Linked DNA regions of Mus musculus: regions 1, 2, 4 and 5 are each linked to region 3. Evidence: chromatin loops called from intact Hi-C (ENCODE). Cell type or tissue: heart. All regions are shown on one strand.

The links. Hi-C counts contacts between places; a loop is a spot of excess contacts. Peaks named below come from ENCODE experiments on the same cell type or tissue, not always from the same donor. Only the 100,000 strongest peaks of a DNase experiment are listed, where the experiment ranks them.
Region 1: it touches region 3 in a loop (6-fold over the local background); 11 of 42 quality-filtered maps call a loop at or near these places.
Region 2: it touches region 3 in a loop (3-fold over the local background); 4 of 42 quality-filtered maps call a loop at or near these places.
Region 4: it touches region 3 in a loop (2.3-fold over the local background); 3 of 42 quality-filtered maps call a loop at or near these places.
Region 5: a loop joins it to region 3, with 6 times the contacts of the local background. A loop is called at or near these places in 30 of 42 quality-filtered maps.

The regions. Positions count from the first base shown.
Region 1 is chr5:24,468,154-24,473,153 of GRCm38, reverse strand. All of the region lies in intron 1 of Agap3 (ArfGAP with GTPase domain, ankyrin repeat and PH domain 3), which reads right to left. Among named protein-coding and RNA genes, the nearest start is that of Agap3, 18 kb to the right of the region's middle. In heart, no CTCF peak of the experiment used is centred here; DNase peaks (open chromatin) are centred at 1,030 and 2,353; H3K4me3 peaks cover 448 bases; H3K27ac peaks cover 438 bases.
Region 2 is chr5:24,326,885-24,331,884 of GRCm38, reverse strand. It overlaps Kcnh2 (potassium voltage-gated channel, subfamily H (eag-related), member 2), which reads left to right. Exons shown (of 15, transcript NM_013569.2): 4 at 1-222; 5 at 763-974. All of the region lies in intron 2 of Gm15589 (a long non-coding RNA gene), which reads right to left. Among named protein-coding and RNA genes, the nearest start is that of Gm15589, 18 kb to the right of the region's middle. In heart, a CTCF peak has its summit at 4,927 (motif pointing left); DNase peaks (open chromatin) are centred at 2,074 and 4,734; H3K4me3 peaks cover 1,757 bases; H3K27ac peaks cover 4,921 bases.
Region 3 is chr5:24,264,099-24,269,098 of GRCm38, reverse strand. No RefSeq gene overlaps it. Among named protein-coding and RNA genes, the nearest start is that of Gm33476, 35 kb to the left of the region's middle. In heart, CTCF peaks have their summits at 2,278 (motif pointing left) and 3,458; a DNase peak (open chromatin) is centred at 2,488; H3K4me3 peaks cover 772 bases; H3K27ac peaks cover 1,470 bases.
Region 4 is chr5:24,316,962-24,321,961 of GRCm38, reverse strand. It overlaps Kcnh2 (potassium voltage-gated channel, subfamily H (eag-related), member 2), which reads left to right. Exons shown (of 15, transcript NM_013569.2): 12 at 1-16; 13 at 140-326; 14 at 540-717; 15 at 1,813-2,373. The coding sequence ends at 1,962. Gm15589 (a long non-coding RNA gene) reads right to left here. Exons shown (of 4, transcript XR_003955875.1): 2 at 2,944-3,020. Among named protein-coding and RNA genes, the nearest start is that of Gm15589, 8.1 kb to the right of the region's middle. In heart, no CTCF peak of the experiment used is centred here; a DNase peak (open chromatin) is centred at 1,971; H3K4me3 peaks cover 935 bases; H3K27ac peaks cover 2,154 bases.
Region 5 is chr5:24,358,258-24,363,257 of GRCm38, reverse strand. No RefSeq gene overlaps it. Among named protein-coding and RNA genes, the nearest start is that of Nos3, 4.1 kb to the left of the region's middle. In heart, no CTCF peak of the experiment used is centred here; DNase peaks (open chromatin) are centred at 1,947 and 2,227; H3K27ac peaks cover 711 bases.

The sequences.
Region 1 (5,000 bases), 200 kb before region 3:
CCTGGTCTCAGTGAGAACAGGCAGACAGAAAAAGCAGCAAATTCCTGAGGGGGCGGGGGCTGGGGGTGGGGGTGGGGCTGGGGCTGGGGCTGGGGCTGGGGGAATGCCTGGGAAGGCAGGGCCTCTCCAATCAAGGTGCTCTGAGAAAAGAGAGCCGGAAACTTTCAAGCCCTGGGCTGGATCTCTCTGGCCTTCTGCTCTCTCTCTCTGCTCTCTCTCGTGGGACTAGTAATTAAGAGTGGAGAGGGTAGCTGCCTCCCTGTTCCTTGTAACAGGGGTAATAGGCAGTTCCACAGAGGAGCCTTTCCCAGGACCTCAGGAAGGCCCAGGGACAGACAAAAGCCCATCACTCCTGACTTACAATTTCTAACGTAAGTTAGCCAGCTTTCTTGAGCTACACCTTAACACTGCCAAGCTGGAGCTAGAGAGGTGGCTCAGCAGTTAAACGCACTAAATGTTCCTCCAGAGAACTAGGGTTCTACTCCCACTATCCATGCAGTAGCTTACAATGGTCTGTAACTCCAAGACCTGACACCCTCACACACACACAGGCAAAGCACAATGCACATAAAAGTAAACTTAAAAAATAAACACAGGGGCTGGTGAGATGGCTCAGTGGATAAGAACGCCAACTACTCTTCCGAAGGTACAGAGTTCAAATCCCAGCAACCACATGGTGGCTCACAACCATCCATAACGAAATCTGATGTCCTCTTCTGGAGTACCTGAGGACAGCTACAGTGTACTTACATATAATAAATAAATAAATCTTTTTAAAAATAAATAAACACATAAATAAACACAAAACTGCCAGGTCAGGGGGCCCGGGGGTGGGGGGGAGGTTGTCTTGATTCACCCCTGGGCAGACAGTCCTGAGAACTGTAAGAGTGGGCTGACACTGGGGTCCAGACTGTCACAAGAACACGCCCACAGAATCAACTGAGCAGGGCTCACAGGGGCTCACAGAGCCTGCACATGCCTGAGCTAGGTCCTCGGCATGCTATGGTTGTGGGACTCCCAGTGTGGGAGGTGGGAGCGGGGGCGGCTGTCTCTGGCTGCACTTGCCTACTCTTGAGCCCCCTTTGCTCCTACTGGGTTGCCTCATCCAGCCTTGATGTGAGGGTTTGTGCCTGGTCTTGTTGTAACTTGTTATGCTGTTGTTCGGTTGATAGCCCTGGGAGGTCTACTCTGGTTTTTGAGTGGATCTGGATGAGAGGGGAAAAGAGGGGAGGGACTGGAAGGTGTGGAGCATGTAGAAACTAAGGTAAGAATGTATGAGAGAATTTAAAAAAAAAAAAAAAAGTGGGCTGAGAAAGCCACACGGAGCAGACCAGTAAGTACCAAATGCCCTGCTTCAGTTTCTGCCCTGACGTCCTTCAATGATTGATTGTGATGTGGAAGTGTAAGCAAAGTAAGACGTCTCCTTTCCAGGTTGTTAATGTCATGATGTTTATTACAGCAACAGAAACCCTAAAACAGTTCCCTGCCTTCATCTACCTATCCTGTCTATCCCACACATGGGAGGTATCTATTCTTCCACAAAAGACTAGGACTGCCCATCACAGCCCCATGCACTCCCAATGAAAATCCAAGAACAGGACAGTAGCTAAGAAGCCAGTGTCTGAGGACAAGGTGCCCAATGGGTGGCTTTAGCAGTGTGAGAACAGCTGTGTGGGACGGGTGCTAGTCGTGTAATACAGTCATACACCCGCCCTGAACGCTCTTGACAACCACGCTCTGTTCCTCCAACAGCCATCACCTACAAAGAGCAGTAAGGCTGGCATTGAAAGCTGTGCTGGACCTGTTCAGGACCAGGGCCCCACAGAACCATCCCCCTCAGACCTGTTCAGGAAAACCAGAACCCACAGAACCAGCCCCTCTTTGGGCAGCTGATTCTCAAGTGCCAGGCTGCAACTGTCTCACGGGGGCTGTGTGTATGGCTCTTTGGAAGTTTCTGAAGGATTAGTGATGAATCTCTCAAGTCCTGAGTATCCATTCTAGGTCAGGATGAACAACTGATTCATTGGCCATTCTGGGCCTCAGCCCCCTGCAGAGGCACAGGAACAGAGAAGTCTCTAGGCAGAAAGGACCTCGTGAACAGGGATGAGATACACCTTAGCAGAGGAGAAGGACAACTCCCACAGGCTTCCAGTTGGTCTCCAGTGCTTGCTACTGATGCACTGATAATCACAATGACTGACACATAATCCACAACAAATGGCAGCTGCCATTCTACAAAGGACCAGTTTTTGCCTGGAGACCAAAGTTTACATGCACCTGGCTTCCCAAGGATGAGGCATTAGATCTTCAGGTATGGCCTGTATGTTCCACAGCTCTCTTTGGCCACAAGGTGGCAGCAGAGCATCTTCCTGGCCCGGCATGCTAGCACTAGGGCCTTGGGCTGGCCACAGGTTCCCACCACCTCCATTCGGATCCCGACCATCTATTACCTCTCTTCAAAAAGGGATCCTCTGTCCAATAACCACGTATGCTACCACATCAACTTCCTAATGGTCTTATCCCATCTGCTACCACACTGACATCGGTATTCATGTCCATGAAGGTGTCTGTAACCTGGTAAAAAAATGATCTTCTTGTCACTGCCAACAGAGCCCTGCAGTCCATGACACTGTATCTAACCATGTCTCTGTGCCCAACCTTGCTTGATCTCACCTATCCCCCCCCCTTAACTATACAGTATCTATCCATCCCTTGTCCTTTTGGTCACTTGGAACTCAATGGAACTGTCCCTCCCTTCAGTGACCTCTGTCAATATCACCTTACTCCACTGTGAGATGCCTTCCTCACGCATCCTACTTCCCACTGGAGTAACCTCACTAGAGTTCTGGCAACACGTGAATTGTGTACCAGGGCTCTTCCTTAAGGAGACAGCTCCTGGTTGGACAGTCGGCTGATAGTGTAAGACACAACGCCATAATCCACACAAACCCAAAGCAGACAATCACAACCTGGGCTCAACCTCACCTCCAGCACTGCGTGTGCGATGGATCAACTTGCTTCTGAGCACATTTGTGAGGAAGACTCTAGGTGGAGATAACTCAGGTGGAAAGACATGCCCTAAATGTGGGTGGTGGCATTCCACAGACTGGATCCTGGACTAAATTAAGAGTGGCGCGCCAGAAGTCACCACTCCTGCTTCCTGACTTCAGATGCAATGTAACCAGCTGCCCCACATTCCCGCTGCCTGCTTTCCCCACTACAATGGTCAGCACAGTCAAAGGCAAACCAAGAGAAACCTTTCCTTCCTGAAGTTGCTTTTTGGTCACAGAAACACAAAAAGCAGCTAATTATAGGCACCCACTAGCTGTGTGACCACATCGGAATCTTGTTGAGCCTCAGATATGGTGTATAAAATAGAGAAAACCCCCTTTCCCAGCTCAAGCTGTAAACAGAGCAATGACAGGGTCTTTGACCCTGGTGGGCTGCAGGTGATCTGTAACTGGTGCAGCCCCACTAAGTAAGAAAGGGTGGTATAAACAAGAGGGATTAAAACCAGTGCCACACGCCCAATAGGCTAGGTAGACACTCAGGCCAAGGGCTGCAGTTCACATGTGCCAGGACAGCCAAACCTAGGCTGGTCCTCTCTACCCTCCAAGCTGGGGGCCCTGGAGATTTGAGGCCCTAGATGTAGGCCTCAGACATAACATGTGGAGACAGCAGTGTTGTGTTTGTACTTAAGACTGCAGTGGGTGGGCTCCTGATCTGACATTTGGCCTAACCATGCAGAGGACTGCTAATCTAAATCTTCACAGTGGAGCTGAAGGTGCAGCTCAGCCCTAGTTTGTTTAGCATGTGGAGTTGATCCCAAGCACAGCATAAACTAGCCACTTAAGGCACACCTGTCATCCCAGTACTCAGAGGGTCAAGACCATTCTCAGCTGTATCATGAGTTGAGGCCAGCCTGGGCCACATAAGACCCTGTCTTTAAAAACAAAGACACAAGAAGATGGCCATCTATTAGCCAAGGAGAAGCCTGTGGCAAATGTGTTCCTAGTACCTTCAGAAGCAGTGTGGCCCTGGCGGCACCTCGATCTCGTCAGACTTCTTCATTTCTGAAATATGATAAATTGCTATCTGGCTCATGGTAATTTGTTATGATTCGTTGCCCAAGGAAAGTACAAAAGAGCCCTATAGAAAAAAACCTCTGAGCTGGGGTGGTTTCTGGGAGATTCCCAGGCCCCTGCAACCTGGCAGGATTTCAACTTAGAGGCTACAGCCTAGACTTTTGGAGGTGACAACTATGCTACTCTGAGAGGCAGTGAACTGTCTAAGGTTGCACAGCCTGTAGGTACTAGAGCCCAGAAGAGGCCCAGAACTCCAAACCTTAGGCTTCCAAGTACACACACACACACACACACACGCACACGCACACGCACACGCACACACACACACTCCCACAGACATGCATGTCTCGTTGGAGAGGACCAGGACCAACCTGCTGGTTCCTCTTTATCCCAAGTCCGTCTGATCCACAATCCAGAAAGTGATTTTGCAGCAGCATCCCTCACCTATTTCTTTCTTTTTTAAAAAGGTCTCTTCCTTCAGAATTGAACACACAGCAGCCAGATGTGGACCCATACTTGTGATCCCAACTCTGAGGGTCCTAGGCTGAGGCAGGGCTGCCATGACTGTCTTAAAAAGGACAGAAGTTCCATGATTAAAACTTTGCTTCCCTTAGCTGATGTGTTTCTGTTTCTTCCCCCCCCCCGCCCCCCCCCCCCCCCCCGCGTCTGACAATGGGTACTGAACAGCAGTGGTTCTCAAACATTTGGGAGTCAAATGGGTGCCCTATGAGACCATCAGAAAACACTTTTATGAGTCATAAAAGTAACAAAATTACAGTTACGAAGTAACAGTGAAAATAATTTTTATGGTTGGGGTCACCATACAGCAAAGCCACAGCATCAGGACCTCTGACCTCGGGCCTCATGCATCCTGGGCAAGGGCTCGACCACTGAACTGCCAGCTTCAATGGGTTT
Region 2 (5,000 bases), 63 kb before region 3:
TGGTGGGCCCGGGGTCTGCTTCACCAGTAGCCAGCATCCGAGGCCCTCACCCATCGCCACGAGCTCAGAGCCTTAACCCTGATGCCTCAGGTTCCAGCTGCAGCCTGGCCCGGACACGCTCCCGTGAGAGCTGCGCTAGCGTGCGCCGCGCATCATCCGCGGATGACATTGAGGCAATGCGGGCTGGAGCGCTGCCCCCTCCGCCCCGCCATGCAAGCACAGGTAAGGGTGCAGGCCTGCAATCCCTACTCCAGCCCCTTGCTTCCTGCCTGTCTGCCAAGCCTGCACCGTCCCAGGCCCCTCATTTCCTCTCTCCCTCTTACCTCTTAGGTGCCTGGGAGTCTGGGAGATGGAAATCCCATTAAGTACTTATTTAATCTCATTAAGTGGCCTTTTACTCTATTAAATGTCCATTTATCCCTTTACATTCTTCTACTCACAGAGTCCTTGCTGGCCCACTGGGCTAGCTGTCCCAGGATATCCTAGAACAGGGATAGCCATGGAACTGGAAAGAGACAAGAGAGATTTAGAGGTTCCTAAATCTATCTGATCTCTTTTATTCCTTTCTCCTGTCTTTTTCTCAAGTGACATGTTTCCTTAAAACCCAGAGAGGTCTTGCTTATTTCCATGGCCTTCTGAGCTACCTCATTCTTGTTATCCGACCCCCTTGGTCCTTGTCATCGTAGTATTTTTGTCAAGTGGCCTGGCTTCCTGTCATCCTCTGGCCCATCCACCTGACCAAGCTTTGTGTCTCCATCCCAGGGGCCATGCACCCCCTGCGCAGTGGCCTGCTTAACTCCACCTCAGACTCTGACCTTGTACGCTACCGAACCATTAGCAAGATACCCCAAATCACTCTCAACTTTGTGGACCTCAAAGGCGACCCTTTCCTGGCTTCACCCACCAGTGACCGGGAGATTATAGCACCCAAGATAAAAGAGCGGACCCACAATGTCACCGAGAAGGTCACCCAGGTAGGTGTTCAAGGTGCTCTCTGCTCACCTGAGAGGAAGTTGGACCTGGGGAGGAGGGGCAAAGTTGGGGGTTGGAAGGCTAGTCAGAGAGGGAAGCTGTGGGGGTGGCTGGGGAAAACACCCAGCGTTGGGCTACAAGAACGGAGTTTGAGATGAGAAGGCCTGTAGAGAGACAGAGGCTGCTGGAGAGGGAGGGACGAGGCTTTTAGGATGGGCAGGTGTGGGTGACCAATAGACAGGGTACAAGGTAAAGATGAGATACTTGACAGAGACACTGTGAAGGCTGTGATGGGTGAGAGAAGGCAGCTAGAGGGACGAGGAAGATGCATCCAAGAGCTCGCTGGGGCAACAGGAGTGGGCTTCAGTTAGAAAGGACACATAAGTCAAGGTCAGGCTGGGCTTGAGTCCTGTAGGCCAGAGTGGTGTATCAGATGGGCTGGGGTGTCTGCTGTGTTCACCTAGTGTGGAGAGTGGCTGCCTTCTTTTGTGGGTGGGGAGCACTGCTAGTGGGTATAAAGCTATCAAGGGTCAGAGAAGAATAGCAGCGTTTGACTTCTGTAGCCTGTTTTGAGGGCTCCTCTGGTCCCTCTGTCCCTCCTAGCAGTGAGGTGGCTCACAAGACCACTGCCTACGCAGCCATAGCTGCTGTCCATGTTGGCAGTGGTGAGGTCTTAGCAGGGAGAATCCCTGGAGAAGAGGGGCCTGTTGTTCTTAGCTGCCCCCATCGCTGCTGCCCTGTGAGGGAGCTGCCCAGCTCTGGGCTCCCTTGGCTTGCCTTCTGGCCATACTCCCGTGCCTCTGGCTTTCTGGGTTCCAGCTGCCCCTTTGCATTGCCTCCAGAACATGACGGTCACCCTGGAGCCTTTATCTGGTTCACGCTTCTCCCTCTCTGGGTCCTACCTAGCTCTTCCCACCTGGGTGTCTGGCATCTGCCCAGTTCCTGGACCCAAAGTGCGTATGCCTTCGTTGTGTGAGTCTCTGCCTGTCCGTCTGTGGACTGCCTGAGGTGCCCCTGCCAGTCACCTGGCGTCTCTCCATCTCTGGGTGTCTCTGCCTGACTGTGGCTGGCTCGGCACTGGACTGGCGGGGCGGGGGTGTTGGGGAGACCATTAATCTGCGGTGACAGGCCAGGCTGCCGGGTGGAGGGGGAGGGGCTAGGGCTGCGGGAGCGGCTGCAGCAGGAACCTAGAGCGGGCTGCAAGGGAGGGGGCCCGCTGGCCAGGCACGGGGCAGAGGGCGGGCACGGGCTGGGCGGGGGGAGGGGAGGCAGAGTGGTGGAGTCGGGGTGGGAACCTGGCAGGAGGAGGGGCTGGCCAGCAGAGGAGCTGCGGTTCCCACCGCGGGTGCTGGGCTGGCGGCAGGCGGGCAGAGCACAGCACCCTGGTAGTGGGGGGCCCACACCAAGGGGCCATGTGCAGCAAGAGCCAAGCAGGCAGCTGTCCATACTCACTGCCTAGGTGACCCCAGCCCCAGGGCCCAGCCCCAGCCATTCTGGCTTCATGCCAGAGGCAGTTCTGGCTGCCAGTCGGCCAGCCTTGGGCTGGCAGCCTGGGCTGGGACTGCTGCTGGGGCACAAGTGAGGCCCTGGCCGGGCCCTGGGGCCTTAGGCCAATCAGGCTTGGGGGAGCTAAGTCCTCCATGGCGATTCCAGCCGGGAAGGAGAGCAGGACAGGGGCTCTGCAGCCCAGGGCCCAGAAAGGCCGGGTGAGGCGGGCAGTGCGCATCTCCAGCCTGGTGGCCCAGGAGGTAGGTGATTCCCTCAGCACCCTATTCTTTTCTTGGGTTGGGACACTGAGGCAGGTGGGAGTATGGCCCAGAGGGCTCTGGCTGCAGTTGGGGAGAGGGCTTCTGAGAAGCAGGACAGGTTGGGAGTTCTTCGGTGTGGCCCACCGCTGAGCTCCTCATTGCTCTCCTCCTGGCTGCTGGCTAGGTTCCCGGGGTTTCCCTTGCCTTGGCAACCCCTTTGCTATGGCTCCTATGGCCCACAGTCTTCTAGTTTAGAAGGTGAAGAAAGAAATGCTAGGAAGCAGTTAGGTGTCCAGAGAGGATGATGGGGAGATGGAGAGAGTCAGGAACCAGTAGGCAGCAGCTAGACCTGACACAGAGGTGCTGGGGCTCCCTCACTCTGACACTGTGGTCAGCAGTGGAGGCTTGGATTACTCTTGTGGGTCTCAGGGGAGAAGGGATCAGAGCTGCTCAATGGGCAATGAGGGCAGACTGAAATGAAGCATTGGGTCACCTCTTTAGGGCATCCTGGACCCCTGTCCCATCAGCTGGTGGTTGCCTCTCTACCCCACTGGCTCTCCTGCTTTAGAACCTGGAGGTAGCTCTGGGTGATTCTGAGAATCCCACCCCTGCCAACATCACTGTCCCTGACTCCCTCTGTTTGCTCCTCCCAGTGGGGGAACAGACACAGGTGAGAGTTTTCCCTTCCAAGGTGAAGATTCAAGGTTGAGTCAGTCTTCTGTAAAACAGCAAATCACAGGGGATTATAGACCTGGCCTAGAGCCATGCGGTAAGTCAGTGGTTTCAGAGATAGGACTGGCCCTTGGGTAGATTGAATTAGCAGGTTTGGGCCTTGTATCCCAGACTTGCTGGATATTTGAATGCAAATGTGCACTGGGGCTGTGGGCAGACTTGGTGGAAAGGGTCACTGCTGTCTGTGGTGGTCCAGTATAGCTCCTCAGGCCTGTGCTCAGGCACAGAGATGGGTCCTATGGAGTAACAGCCACCCCCCTGTTGCCCCTTGTCTGTGGGGTCCTAGCCTGCTCTTTTTTGATGGCTTGAAAGGTCACTAACCTCGTGTATTAGCCCTGTGTTTTAATTAAGAAGCCCTCAGTCTGAAGGCAGGGTAGACCTAGGATCCTCCTCCGACCAGGGCCTGGTACTCATCCACACCCCATCTCTTTTCTTGGAAGTCTCTGTGTCTATTCTGGGGGGGGGGTCCTTAAGATCCATCTTTCTTACCAGCTCCTTTCCCTAAGATGGTCTCTAAACAGCACCACCTATGCAGACAGGCTCAAGGGATTCCCACTTGAACGTGAACGAGACTCTTTAGGACTTCACTGAGCCCAGAGACCTGTGGTTATGGAGCCTGGGACTCAGGACTTCTGGGACAGGGCTAAAAACTCTGGGGTTGGGGAAGGCTTCGGGTCTTGCTGCAGGCATGGAATGGTCAAGGCTAGAGGGGCTGAGGAAGGGATTCTAGCTGACTCAGAGGTCTGCCAGAGAATTCTCAGGGTGGGTGGGCAGGGGGCCTTCTGACACCCGGGAAAGCTAGTTCTCCCCAGGCAGGTTTGAGAGCAAGATTGCTGGCTGTGCTGTTGCCCCTGGTCCCTATGGTGGGCTGCCTTTGCCTGGATGCTGAGGGGCTTGTGTCCCCCATCTGAAAATGGGGTTCCGTGTAGGCCAAGAGTGCATCTCTGAGCCATCCTGGGTATATCCCTCTGTATTTTTGAGGTGCCTGGGTTGGACTCTGTCCCTTGTGTCCCTTTGTAAGAGCATGGGAGGCTAATCTGGGTTAAGGTGGAGAGAAGCCTGAGAAAGAATAGCAGCAGGGAGAGGGTTTCTCCCCTTAGGGAGGCAAAGGGGCCTGAGAATGGTGGCTGGCGTCCCTGGACAAGTGGTCTGAAGTGAGGGAGTGGCAAGGACTATTTTATGTGTTGGAACTCTGGGCTCACTGCCCAGCTGGGAACTGCAGTCCTTGGAACATATTCTAGACTGAGATGGTGTGTGTGTGTGTGTGTGTGTGTGTGTGTGTGTGTGTGTGTGTGTGAGAGAGAGAGAGAGAGAGAGAGAGAGAGAGAGAGAGGCTTTTGGGGCCGTGGGGCAAGATTGTATGGTGAGAGTTGCATTGTGCAATCTGAGGATCTAGACTGTCTTGTGGTGGAAACAATATTGGGCCTTCCTGCATGATGACCCAAGTTCATGTATTTTGGGTACTGTCAGCTGGTATGTCCCCCTGCTGGCTAGCATTCTGGGAACTGGAGTACCTCGGTTTGGGGAAGTCAGTTCTATGGCTACTTG
Region 3 (5,000 bases):
CAGAACTGGTATGTGGCTGAGAGCTGGCTTAGACACACTGGAGGTGAGATTCTCTTGGGACTCAGAGACAGATGGCGATGTTCAAGAAAAAGCATCAAATCACAGGAGTTACCGTTACCGAGAAACAGCAGGGACTGGGGGCAGGCACAAGGACTCTTCAGTGGCCTCAACAGTGAGGTGGATGTTGGTGCTTTCCCTCCACAAACTGAACCCTGAAATTACATGGGGGTGCACTATAGATATACTACAGATATATAGTACTATATGTGTGTGTGTATGTATGTATGTATGTATCTATGTATGTATGTATATGTGTGTGTGTGTGTGTATGTGTGTACACTCTAGATAGTCTTCAAAAGCATCAGAGATACAGAATTTAAAACCACTCCATTATTAACAGAAATTTTGACCACAAGACATGTCTGCTCCCGACAGTACCTCCATCACACGTCAAAGAAGATATTGAGCTTCATTACCTCCGATTGGAGTTGCTTCAATTATGGCAAGCGAGCCACTGGATAAGAAATACTTTAATTCATTCTGCAGACAAATGCTGTCCAAAAAAAGGACCAATTGAATGTGGAGTAGTCGATTGTTAAGCGCTACCAAGACAGGGTAAGCTGTTCTTTCTTTTTTTCTTTCTTTTTTTTTAAGCTACTCTTTCTTAATTCCTGCTTCACTTAAGGTTTGTCAGATGGTTCTGGGCCAGAAGGCTGAGGACTGATGCTCCAATGCTATGAGATTATTGGGCACTGTCTAGGCAGTCTTTGCAAACTGTATGAGTTTCGGAGTCTATGTCTTTGTGCTTCCTACATATTCAGGTAATATCTAATTCATTCTCAGATCTCTGACTGGACTGAAGACTAGTTATAGTCTCATAATTGAACTTAAGCTATCTAACATTAAAGAAGATGTTCTAGACTTGAAAGGATGGCTTTCAGGTGGTTAAAATCAAACAGAATTCAGGTCAGAATTGTACCTGTACCTTTAAGTTCGGATAGATGATAGAATAATTAATTTAAATTGACAAAGATGATGGACTGGGTATTATAAGTGGATATCAACCTTATAATTTGCATAATTGTTGTAATCGTGTTCAATTTATATCTGAGAGAAAAGAGCCTTTTTAATTGAAATGTGAGAAATGTAGTGGGTTTGGCTATACTGCTTGTATTATAATGCTAATTTGGGTCCCCAAAATTGCTTGCTTGAGAGAGTCTGCATGTCCACAGGTAAGACACTGAGGAACCCTGCCCCTAGTTGGTTCTGATTGGTAAATAAAGATGCTGGCAGCCAATGGCTGGGCAGGACGTGGCAGACTGAACTAGGACTTTTAGGATTTCCCAGGCCTGGGACTGAGAACAAGAAGAGAGGGAAGATCTGCCATGCTAGAAGAGTGTGGAGAAGGGAGACACCATGCCTGAGAAGAGTGCAAGACAGAGAGGCATGGCCGCCACGTGAAGGAGCCGGGAGAGCACGGCCCAGTTGGGCAGCCCTCTGAGTCCAGAGCAGCCAAGGTAGAACACAGAATTTAGTAAGCTGTAACTCGGAATTATCGGTGGAAGGTAGATTCTATCAGTAGTGGAGGTTAGGCAGTAGCCCAGCTATTGTGCTGATTAAGACATGTGTGTGTGTTTCATTTGGGAACACAAGCCATTGAGGTAGATAGCAAACCCGTATCTGCGACTTAATTATTAATTATTTAATTCAACAATATTTGTGCACAGGACTCCAGTTCCAAGAGGCTCCATGTGGGTAGGAATTACAATTCATGATTTATAGGTACAGATGACATCTGTGGACCTCCTTGCTTGGTTTTTGAAACAGGGTCACAGTTGTAGCTTTGGCTCTCCTTGAACTTGTGGTGATCCTCCTGCCTCAGTCTCCCAAGTGCAGAGATTATAGGTGTGTGATGTCTTCCCAAGAGGTGCTTGTAAATTCTTGAGGTGAGGGCCTTGCTGTCCTTTGTCCTCTCAGATGTGGTGTGTGATGCTCAGATGCTGGGCTAGGAGGCTGTGAGGGAGACCTATACTAGCCAGACCTGTGTTTTACATATAAGTAAAAGTCCCCCGTGGAAGTTGTTATTAATGTGTTTTTTTGTGACATTCACATGAACTTGGTCTAAATCAATCCAGGATAATTCTGCAACATTTGGTCACCCTTCTGCCTCACACCTGGGGGCATAACACTTCAGCATTAATCTGTGACAGATTAACAGGGCTTCAGCCTGGCCCAATGGTGTTGACAGTTTGAGGTGTTGGGCGCCATCTGGTGGCCGCATGATACACAGCCCTAATCACAGGAAGTCTGTTTCCAGCTATTTGCATAGCAGCCCCAGCCCATTCTTTAGTCAGAACCCCAAGTCTTGAACGTCAGCGGCCTGACATGGACTCCAGGACTTTAAGACACCATCGAGCTTCCCAGCTCCTGTGGGCTCCGGAAATTGAGAGAGAGCTGTTTCTAGGAAGTGTCTGGCTGTCCTTCCCCTCCTGCCAGTTGAGAACCGGCTACTAAATAAAGATGCCATGTGACCTCCCTTCTGCAGACTCTCAGGTCTCAGAGCAACAGTTAAAGTGGAGAGGAGGCGGCTGATGACTCACTGATACTCCGGAGCAGGAAATCAACACCCAGGGAGCCTGACCCGGCAGCGGCTCATACAGAATTGATTGGCGGTGGTTTGAGCGTGGGTGGAGTGGCTTTAATGTAGCCGAGCTTATAATACTTCCTTCTGCCGACCTCTGGTAAAATCCTGAAACAGGACTGGGTATGGTGGCTCCGGCCTGTAATCTCGGTTCTCAGGAAACTGATCAAGGGGCGTTGCTGCAAAACAAAAGTCCCAAACAAACTCTGAAATGGCCGATAAATGGCTCCCACCAGCTTTCTTCAAGGTTTGGAATTGGTAGAGAGACTCGCCACACCTGACACACACGCTGCCATCCACACTGGCCACTGCAGGCGATGGGTTGTCTTCTCCCTTGGGGACCCTTTGCTAGTGGGGCTACTTAATGCTCCCTGGGTTCTAGGTCCCCCTCGGCCCTGAGTCCACTCACTCTTTGGACTAAGTGTGGCTACAAGCCTCAGAGACAAGATGGCAGAGACCCTTGGAGAAAGAAAGCACAGCTGAAAGAACCAAGGAGACAACTTCTTGTCTTCCAGTCAGGAGTAGAAACTGGAAATCCCAGATGCTAGTGGTGCGAAGGCCTCCCCAGGAGTGTTTGGGAAGGGGTGATCTGAGAACTGCTATGCTGTGGTTTGTCATGTTGGGGTCAAAGAAGCAGGTGAGGTGGGGAGGCCTGGCCATGTGGATGGGAGCCTCAGGGTAGACAGGGTGGCCATAGGACCATGGTCTCAGCTGACACGGAGAAGCCAAGCCAGGGACACAGAGACAGTATACCTCTCAAGTCTGGAATGAGAGGACTTGGAAGTCAACTAGACATTTTGCTGCTACAGAAATTGGGGTCTCAGAGGTCATGTGACTGCTATGTGACTATGCTGAGCTAGGTGGCACCAGACTCCTACCCTAGCAGAGACTCCTTGCACAAGGCTGTGGGGTCCGGGCCCTCCTTCCCTGGAGTTAGGTCCCTGACAATCCACGGCCCCTGCTCCAAAATTCTCTATCTTGTTTTGTCTTAATATAACCATGTTTATGTTTGTTTGTCTTGTGTTTTGAGCTAGGGTCTCCATGTTCACTTAGGTCGGGCTTGAACTCCTATTTCCACCCTCAAGGAAAGCTTCATAGAGAGCCCCAACCCCTGCTGCTGCTGCCGAGCCAGGGTTTCTGTCTGGGAGAACATAGGACAGGTGGTCACACCTCTGCCCTGCCCTCTCCCAGAGGCCTCTAAAGCAACAGGTTGTTGTGCCCCCCTGGTTTCCTGTTCCTTATGTAAAACAGCTTCAGGTTTGCATCTCCACCTGGCAGTGAAGGAGCCACAAACAAAATCACATTTTGCTTTACATGAGGCTGGGGTGGATCAGGGCCGCAGGGAGACAGGTGGGCGGGACACCCCCTTGCTATGCCCTCTGCTCAGTCTTCTGGCTGGGTTGTCTGCAAAGATGGCTCCTCAGGCAGGGTGATCTCTCTCAGAGCCTGGCCCCATGTTTCCTTCAGCCTGTGTTCCCACAATTGTGGAACTCGTGTCTGTCCCGGGGGAGAGTGCCTCTGTTCCTGGTGAGGCACAGGTGGGTGGATGTGTGTTGAACAAGGCTCTCCCTCCAGGGAATGTCTTCTGGTCTATAACCAAACACACGCACAGAGATGCGTCCCAGGTAACCCGGGTCTCTGCCACTGCTCACCCCCACTCTGTGGCCTGGGAGCTGTTAATTCAGAGCCATTATCAAACCAAGATCTTTACCATCTGTTACCCCAATGAGCCTGGGGTCAGATGGGACAGAAGTGTCACCTTTCCTTCCCTTTCCACCTGGGTTACGGGGTCTGGGTCTCTTTACTGAAATGATACTAGGGGAGGGGGCGGTCACTTGTGACACAATGTCCAGGTCCTTTGAGTCTGGAACAAGGATGTAAGCAAACCACAGAGTAGCAGCGGTGGGAAGGAAGGGGGGACAGGGTGTATGCCAGGTGCAACATGGTTGCCAACATGGCTGCAGCAGAGGAGCCTTGAACAAGCTCCTGGCTCGGGGCCCCAGTTCGGGGCTTTTCTTTATTAAAGGGGAGGGGCAGGTGTGTATTCCTGATAGGACTGGGCAGACCTTTCTTTAACTGAAGTGAGTGATTGATCTTTCTTCTCTGTTTGCACAATCCTTGGAGGTCCAGGGCAGTCCAAGGAAAGGTCTCTCAGTCTTTCTTGGTTGCTGGGTACTGAGTCAGCCTTCCTGTGATTCACAGTCAGGAGTGTTTGACTCTATCTTCAGACCTCTAGACTCTGGAGTCCCCACCACCCCCGTTCTGTTTCAGGGACAGACTTCTGCGGGCCATGTCTCTCTATTTCCAACTTCTACCGCGGGATGGAAGCTGGTCCTCCTGTCCCCTTCCAGCTGTAACA
Region 4 (5,000 bases), 53 kb before region 3:
TGTAATCCCTTGTCAGGTAGGCCTGGGCCTTGGGGTGGGGGTGGGAGTGAGTGAGTGTGGGGGATGGGCAGTATGGGGGATGGGTAGGGACTGGCAGGGGCCTGACTTTCTTCCTGACCCCACTCCTCTCTGGCTCCAGGTGCCTTCTCTGGGGTGTCCAATATTTTCAGCTTCTGGGGGGACAGTCGGGGGCGCCAGTACCAGGAGTTGCCTCGATGCCCTGCCCCTGCCCCCAGCCTCCTCAACATCCCCTTGTCTAGCCCTGGTCGGCGATCCCGGGGTGATGTGGAGAGCAGGCTGGACGCACTCCAGAGACAGCTGAACAGGTAAAGATGGGTGCCCAGGGAATGGGCACGGGGTAGGCTGCACTGTGGGGGAACTTGGGGCCTCTTTGGGTTTCTGCTGATGTTTCAGGGGTGCTCTGTCTAGGACTGTCTGTGCCAGGCAGGTGGACCCTCTCCTTCCTCAGCTGCATGAGGAGGGAGCCTAGAGTGAACCAGCTATCTCCACTTCTGAGAAATCTTCCTTCCTTGCCCCAGGCTGGAAACCCGGCTAAGTGCAGACATGGCCACTGTCCTACAGCTGCTACAGAGGCAAATGACCCTGGTCCCTCCTGCCTACAGTGCTGTGACCACCCCTGGGCCCGGCCCCACTTCCGCATCCCCTTTGTTGCCTGTCGGCCCTGTCCCCACTCTCACCCTGGACTCGCTTTCTCAGGTACATTCTAGAGCCCACTCCCAGCCTCCAGCCGCACCCTCTCTGCCCCAACGACTGCACAGCTGCTGGGTGTGAAATGTGGCTTCCTCACCCCCATCCTCTTCTACCTGCTCCTGCCAGGCAACCTAAGGGCCAGATGTAAACATGATGTCTGAGCCTGGGCCTTGGGTCTGGATGCTGCCTGAGAGTGGTCCCTGCTGTGGTTATCCCCCTCTGACTTTGCCGCCTCTCATCTTGGCTCTTACTCTAGCAGTGCTATAGCCTCCTGAAGGCTGCTGGCATGTCCAGGGTGCCAAGATCAAGGCTCTGAGATAGGACCTCCCTGATCCACATCTCTTCTCTTTGAGTAACCTCCTGAAGGACAGCTGTAGCTGGGTCTTTTCTGCCAGCTCTAGCTTTGATAGGTGCTTGAAGGGGGTGGGGGTGGGGGCTCCTATGGCACCCAGAGGTGGCTTGGGATCTACTCCCACCCCCAGCTCTGCTCCCTGTCCCATATGCTGCTTGCTCCTGTTTGCAGACACCAGGGCCCACGTCAGCAAATGTGCCAGTCTCCCTTCACAGCCTCCCCCGCAGGGATCTCACCAGTAGACACGTCAGCACCCACAAATCCCTCCTGCCCGCCCTAGCGCTCTCCCTGGCCTCAGAGACCTGGCCGCTGGCCCACTGTTGTTTCCAGGGCCCCAGGGTTCTTTGGAAAATTGCAAGGAGGCACCTTGTCTCTCTCTGTCTTAGCTGCCTTCCCAAAGCAGGGACTTCTTATTCCATGTAGGCTTTGCTCCCGCTGCCCTGGCACATTCCCTAGGGAAGGGAGAGGCTAGAGCTTGGAATCCAGCTTCTCCGGGTCCAGAGCAAGGTCCTCTGTCAGGGTGGCTGTGAGTGGCTCTCAGCCCTTTCATTTGGCTCCTGCCACAAAGGTGCATTTCTTTACAGAAGTTGCAGCCTTCTTGTCCCCTCAGGTCCCCACTCTGCCCACCTAAGCCTCTCTGACCTCCAGTCTCCGCCCCTTCCTCCTCCCCCACGTTTCTGACCTCCGGTCTCCGCCCCTTCCTCCTCCCCCACGTTTGAGTGCCTTCTCAAGCTCTGTGGTCTTTGCAGGTTTCCCAGTTCGTGGCGTTTGAGGAGCTTCCTGCAGGAGCCCCAGAGCTCCCCCAAGATGGCCCCACTCGACGCCTCTCCCTGCCCGGCCAGCTGGGGGCCCTTACCTCCCAGCCCCTGCACAGACATGGCTCAGATCCAGGCAGTTAGTGATGCTGCCCACTGTGGACATGTGGCTCACCCTGGGTTCAGGGCATTACCTGACCGCTCTCCTTGGAGACCCTGGTTTGGAGGGGAGACCTGTGCAGAAGCACCTCCATCCCCACCCTTGGGACCAGCATCTCCTCCTGCAATACCCTGGGCCCCACTGGGAGGGGCAGGACAGAGCTGGGCAGTGGATGGGGGTCTGTGGTCCCCCCACTGCCCTGGGGGCATTAGCTGGTCTAACTGCCCGGAGGCACCGGCCCTGGGCCTTAGGCACCTCAAGGACTTTTCTGCTATTTACTGCTCTTATTGTTAAGGATAATAATTAAGGATCATATGAATAATTAATGAAGATGCTGATGACTATGAATAATAAATAATTATCCTGAGGAGACTCCAGGGTGCTGGTTAGCTTCAGCCATCACCTGCTGTATCTCATGTTTATGTTCTAAACGTACTTAAGTGGCAGTGCCAGAGCCTCTGTACAGGGATCCTGGCCTCTCTATGTCCAGGCCTACAGGGGTGACCAGATATCCTTCCCCTTTTCTGTGTGTGTGTTTGTGTGTGTGTGCGCGCACACATGTGCGGGCACATGCCTTCTCATATACCCATGTACCCATGTACATAAAAGATGGAGAGTGTTTCCTGGAGCCAGACAATATGGTCCTGGATTTGGGACAACCAAGCCATGTGGGCTACTTTGAGTCTGATAGGCTACTTGTACCCTGAGTGCAACCCTTCACAATCATGCTGATTTACTTCCTGGGCACTGGTCCTAAGTCAGCCCTACATGGTAAAACCACACACTTGTCCCTCTCAAATAGTTCACAAGTCCGGCATCACACCCACCTGGGTTCTCTTTGGTCAGAGTTCAGCTTCCCTACCCCTCATTGGCTTTAGGTTGACCTTGTATAGTTGGGTCTCACATGGGTCTGGCTTCCCCACTGTGACCAGCACATACCTGTGTCTAGCTCCAGGTGATCTTACCTTGATTACCTTGGTCCCTTGTGACTGTTGGCCACAGAGGAGCTGCTGAGAAGATGGAGGTTGCAAGGTGGCTCATTCTGTTGGAAGTAAGTCAAGCATATATCTTGAGGATAGTGACGATTCCCCTTGCTTATGTGTGCAGGTTTGTGTGCACTTGTGTTGTTGGACTTGTGAACACACCCTGCAGAGATGATGCCTGCATGTGCCAGGCAAAGGCAGCGGTGAGTTTTGCTATAAGGCTGGCTTATAGGTGACAGTGCTGCCAGAGGCTGCCCAGACTGGTCCTCAAGATCCCTCTCCTCCTCTGTCCCTTTGAGATGAGTATGCTAACTTTGAAGATAAGCATGGTAGAGCAGCCTAGAGACTCTCCCAGCACCCAGTCAGGAAGAAGGGAGGGACGTCTCACCTGGACCAGAGCCTGGTGATACTGGAAGAGATAAAAGGAAGAGACTTAGGATTTCCAGGTTGAGGCTGAGTGGCAGGCAGCAGTGGAGTGGCTCTGCTTCTCACTTGGTCCCTCTCTACCTGACATGTCACACCTTGTCAATTATCCATCTGTCTATTAAGTACATATATGTACACACGCACATACACGCACACATCAGGCTGCTCACAACAATCTGTAACTCCACTTCCAGGTGGTCTGATGACCTCTTCTGACTTCTGTAGGCCCCAGGCATGCATGTGCTACACAGACATACATGCAAGCACTTAAATAGATACATAAAGTAAAAACAAAATAAATGTTAAAGAAAAATAAGGTATGGCTTCTGAGAACAGCGTTGTCTACACATGTATGGTACCTCCTGGCAAACTCTTCTCTTAAAAAAAGTTATACTCTGTGTGTGTGTGTACCATAGTGATGTGTGATCAGAGGCTAACTTGTAGAAGTCAGTTCTCTCCTACCAGCTGGATCCCAGGAACTGAACTTAGGCGAGCAGGCTTGGCTGTAAGTGCCTTTTTCTGCTTAACTAATAGGTTTCTATAATACATTTTTAATTTTTAATTATTCTTTATTATTATTCTTTCATACATTATAATATATTTCAATCACAGTTTCCCCTCTTCCCACTCCTCCCCATTCCTTCCCCTCTCCCCCAGATTCACTTCTCCTCTGTTTCCCTTCAGAAAAGAGCAGGCCTCCCAGGGTTATCAACTGAACACGGTATAACAGGTTATGCTAAGACTCATATCAAGGCTGGACAAGGCAACCCAGAAAGAGGAAGAGGGTCTGAGGAGCACGAGAAATAGTTAGAGACATTCCTACTCCACTGTTAGGAGTCCTCCGAGAACACTGAGCTACACCACCATGATATATATGCAGAGGGCCTAGCACAGTCCCAGGCAGACTCAGTGAGACACTATGGTTCCTGCTTAGCTGACTCTGTGGTCTGTGTCCTCCTGGTGTCTTTGACCCTTCTGTGTTTTATTTATGTGTCAGCAGATCCCATAGAGCTATAGTTGACAGTCATGGCTCAGGTGCCGGGAACCAAACTGTGTTCCTCTGGAAGAGCAGGAAGCACCCTTTCCTGTTGACCCATCCCACCGACCTCCACATTGCTTTTCCATGCAGCTCTTATTTCAGTTGATTCCTGCCCTCATGGCCTTGTCTCCCTCCTCTCTAAACGCCCCTTTATACTACTTATATAACTTGGTTTTTTTTGATACTTTGTGGGTTCCTTTTTCTTACACCCCTTCCATCCCTTTTTTCTATCCTTTAGCCTACCTAACACTAGATAGAGGAAAAAGGATGGAGGGGAAAGGAGGTGACTACTTCCTGCTGATTAGGGCATTCAAGTTTCTCGAGACAAGTTTGATCTCTGTTGTCAGGATATCTAATTTCTTTTGCTTTGCACACAACTACTTAACAAACTATGACCAACAATGACCAACAACCAACCTTGCCCCTTGGGTCCATAGCATTTCATACTCTCTCAAAAGTCCCCAGACAGAATTCAAGTGTCACACAATCACAGAAATTATCTGCAGCTGGCAAGATCATACCCCTGCCAGAGCACGAGGCAAATCATAGTCAGCTCTTGTGGACAATCTGAAGC
Region 5 (5,000 bases), 94 kb before region 3:
ACCCCTGGGTCTCCCCACCATCTGGTTCTCACCACTGCTAGGTTCTTCTCAAGGTCGGTCTCATACTTTGTCTTTACTTGAAACCTTTAGATAAAGCTACAGAGGGCCAAGGCCAGTCTGACACACTGGCCTGTCCAGTCTCCCAGCTCACTGCTCCCAGGATACTCTGGCTTTCTCAAACAGTTTCAGGCTTTTGTGCCTTCAGGCCTCTGTTTATATTATCCCTCATCCTTGCTTTTCCTCTCAGACCAGAGAAAATCTTCCTACTCTTCCTGGGCCAGCCATAGCCTTGAGATGGCATCCCATCTGCCTCTCAGAGAGCTACCTTTTGCTGCAGGGAAGGTGGCTGACATCTAGATGTGTTCTGTGGCATGTGCCTGGTGTTCAGTCCAAGGCTCTGTTCCCAGAGGCTTTGGACAGAAGCCTGGGAAGGTCTGTGGATTCATTCTGGGTTCCCTGGTGTGCAGGCTGAGCTGCTCTGAACTCATGATGTCTGAGGCCTTCTCAGCTGCTCTGACTTTCCTATATGTCAGACTTGTATCTTGTTCTAGATTCTTCCTCTACCTCTGTTGCTTCTTTTCCTGGCCTCTCAGGCATTGCAGTAATTCTCTGAAACTTCCAATGCCCTGGTGTCTGCTTCCTAGAAATTCTGACCATTATACAGCCCCAGGGGACTTCTGCCTTCCGTAGCACAACATCTGTTTCCTTGGAATTGTAGGTTTTATTTGTTTGTTTGTTTATATTTCATGTGTAAGAGTGTTGGCACATATATGTTTGTGCACCACATATGTGCAATACCTCGAGGAAGGCCAGAAGAGGGCCTTGGGTCATCTGGATCTGGTTGCAAGCTACTATGTAGGTGCTGAGAACTGATCCTGGGTTCTCTGTAACAAGCACTTTAAACCACTGAGCCATCTCTCCGGCCCTCAGGTTGTGGACTCTAGGCAGCTTGCTCTGTGTGAAGAGTCCCTTCTGTTGCTTGGGATCCCTGCTGGGTTTAGCCAACCCCTGCAGAATAAGTGTTTCCAATTTCAGTTTTGTTGCAAATGTGTGTAGCTGTCGGGCACCCAGGGATGTGTTTTGGAAGCCAAGGCAAGGGTAAGATGGCTGGGTGAAGGCACAGGTTTAAGAGGGAGCGCTGTTCAGCTACAAGAGTAGATGTGGAGTAGATGTTCTCTGTTTGGGGCAGAACATACCAAGGAAAAGAAAAATGGAGGAAAAGAAAAAACATCCCCAAAAGTCAGAGGCAGAACCTGATTCTCCCCTCCCTAGGATGTGGTTTGTCCCTTTCTTCCTGGCCATCAGAGCTTGTGTGTCTGCCATTTGCCTGCAGCCCTGTGGAACCCTAATGCTTGACATCTTAGTGACCGGCTGCTTATATGGGCAATTCTATTGTATTTATTTAATAACTGCACTTTAAAGAGTAATATCTGAAAATTTTGTAGGTTTTAGGGCTGTAGCTCCTTGAAAGGAACTCCCAGATTTAAGTTGTAGGGCCTCAGTTGGATGAGGCTTTCCTGATGAGCTGGGTAGGAGCCCAGCTCCTCCATCCCTGTTGGTGGCAGTGATAGCGGGAAGATTAACCCAGATCTCCATCATCATTGATGCTGGTAGACAGAGTGATAGCTTTTATGGGTGAGTATGGGCCCCTTCCTTGGGTCTCTGGTGCCTCCTGTACTTCTTGCACCACCCCCTAGACTCCAATCTTGCATTTTAGCTCAGACCCCAGATGTTTGTGCAAGTCTGAGAGGGGAGTGATCCATGTGATCTTGGGGCGTCTATTTCAGGAAAAGAAGGCCCCAGGTTCAGGGTGGAAGGGCTCTAGTGTGTAAGGAGGATGGTGGGAGGTGGGAGCAGAAGGCTCTGACTACTTCTAGCCCAACCCTAAGTTGTTCAGTGTGAGCTGGAAGTGCCCCACCCTCCCCACTATGAGCAACTTCCTTCCTGCTTGCTGGCAAAGACTGGGTGGGGAGCAGAGGGAAAAGGAGGGAAGGGAGGAGGGTCTGCCAGCCTGGAGGCCTCTCTCATACTCAGGATGTAACTCACGCTGTGTGGGGGGCGGGGGGGGGTCTGCTCTGCTTCGAGATTTCACGGTGGGGCTAGGCCTTCAGGAGGATGTTGGGATATGAGCCAAGGAGATGCAGGTGCTAACTGCAGGCAAGGAAGGGGTTTTTGCTGTTTTGAAAAGGGCTGCGTTGTTGGCCTTGGGCGCCCTCTAGCTGCCGTTGTGATTCCTAACATAGCCACATGAGGGAAGCAGAGAGCCAAAGAGAAATGATCTGTGCCAGTAAGACTGGGGTTGGACTTGAAACAGCCAGTGACAGACCAGCCTTGGGTCTCTGACTTACTGCTGTGTCCACAATGGCCTTCTGAAGTGACTCACTTGGCCAAAGCTCCTGCTGGTGAGTCTATCTGCAGCCCATTCCCAGAGGAAGTGAGTAAGGGTCCCTCTGAGAATAAATCTCTCCCTGACTTCCTTGCACAAATCCTTACAGGGCCTGGCAAGCCACAGCTAGGAGTGTGGAGCACAGATACCACGACTCCTGTTAGAGAAGGCAGTTTCTACAGCCCAGGGAGCCAGGGAATAGACCTTAACTCGGAACTGCCCCTAGCCTACTGGTAGGCTCCCTAGGGCAGGGCCTGGTGAGTTTCTTGTTCTCACCCAATATGCTCTGGAACCATATCTGTCTATTGGCTCTCAGCCTCATGGGAAAGTCTTGTGGCACAGAGCCTCTTGGAATCCTCTGTACATGTCCTGACAGTAGCCACTAGCTTGGGGGCTCCTGGGATCCATTTTATAGAGACAATACTTGTGTTTAGAAGTGCTCCACTATCGTGGCCCAATCATTGTCTGAGGAACCTGCTCCCTTCCTTTCTTTTTGGGGACAGGGTTTTACTTTGTACCTACAGGTTAGCTACAGCACAGGCTGGCCTTGAACTTGAGATTTTTTTGTTTGTTGTTTGTTTGTTTTTCAAGACAGAGTTTCCCTGGATGTCCTGGAACTCACTTTGTAGACCAGGCTGGCCTCAAACTCAGAAATCCGCCTGCCTCTGCCTCCCAAGTGCTGGGATTAAAGGTGTGCGCCACCACTGCCCGGCTGGACTTGAGATCTTTTTGCCTCTGTTTCTAGAGTGCTGTGTTACAGGTATGTGCCACCAGTCTCAGCTAAGATTCTACACTAACAACCAGGATCTCAGAACAAAAATTTGGTGGTGGTGGTGAAAGACAAAAGTGTATGTGTGCACAAAAGTAAGTATATATGTGTGTTTGCATGTGTGTATGTATATATTTATGTGTGTATATATGTGTATGCATGTGTGTGTGTATGCATATGTGTGTGTATGTTTGTGTGTGTGAGAGAGAGGCTGTAATATACATGCAAGCACATATGTGTGCCCATGACCGGTGAGTATATCCTTGGGCTCTCCAAAACTTATTTGAACCCAAACCCATTGCTGAGGATGTGAATGTGAATTTTTACCATCCACAGGGACCTGAACATGCTCTTCATTCTTGGTACCTGGTGTGAGAATGAGTGTTTGGGGCCAGGCTGAGATCTCCTGAGTGATGACAGGCAGGATCTCTGTCTCAGGTTTTGGGGACCCTGCATGGAACTCTATCACTTGCCAGTGCAAGGCTCCAGGATCCACCCAGACCTGGGCTAGACAGCTGTCAAGGACATGTTCAGCTCTGCACTGTCTCCCGTACTCTTTCCCCCAGTCCCTCAGGCTGGCCCAGTTTTCTGGTGTGGTTGCTGTGGTGCTGGGTCCCTTGGGAACCAGGATTTTAAGTATCAAGTATGCCAAGCATGGAAATTCCGTAGCAACCAGCCCTGGAGATCAGCTGGGAGGTGCGGTGCGTCCTAGGCTTCCTGGGTGCCCAGGGGAGGGACTGAACCTCCTTTCCACACTAAGGAGAGAGGAACATTACTTAGAGGCCCTGCAGGTGAAAAGACAGGGGCATTGTGACCACAGACACGGAGGAATTCTGATCATTCTGAAACTGTTGTCTCAGTTTTTAGAGGAAAGGTGTATTTTGGCATACGGTGTTAAAGGTTCCAATCCATCATTAGTTAGTTGGTTGCTTTATGCTGGTGGCCGGATAGCAAATCCCAGATCTGATGAACGAAGCTGCACACTTCATGAGTGGCTGAGAGACAGGGTACTGTGGTGTTTCCATCCTGTCCTTCCAAGTAGACTCCCACTTATACAGTCCTGATGCTTGCTGCTGCTGAGGCTTAGGTCTTCCTCTGATTCCCATTTTGAGCTTGGGTTTCCCGAACCCAGACTACTCTGACCCCTTTTCTAGAGGAATCTGAAATAAATGGCATTATGTCTCCTGGATTCAGAAGGCAGAGTGCCCTGGGATCTTTCCTTTCCAGGGTAAGCAGGACTTAACTCCACACTGTGGTGGGTTTCTGCTGTCACCTTTCCGTAGCCACTGGCTGGGCTCACTGGTGATTTCCAAAAGAAAAGAGATGGGGTCTTGACCCCGGTTTCAGCCCCACAGTATTCTCCTCATTTATGAACATCTTTTCTTCCTAATTGACTGCAGCTCTTCAAGGTCAGGGGACAGACTGCAGACCTCATGTTTCAGTGGGCGACTTGTATACTACAGTATACACGTGGAAAGTTATGGGTGGGCTGGTAAGATGGCTCAGCAGGTGAAGGTGCTTGCGGCCGAGCCTGGTGACCTGAGTCTGATTCCTGGGACCCACATGTTAAAACAAAGGACTCCTGAAGATTGTTCTCTAAGCTCTACATGTGGGCTCTAACCTGGAATTCCACACACTGATGAATAAATGAATGCAATGATATTTTGGGAAGTGATAGGTAATTGTGAGTCAGGGGATGACAGGGTCAGAGGTTATCAAATTGGATCTTAAATCTCTTCTGTGGTCGTTAGCATTTGATGCTTAGAGACTCGTGGAGAAGGGATGGTTCTCTTCAGGATACAGAGCTAGTGGTAGATCTGTCTTCTCACCCTCATGCTTTCCCCA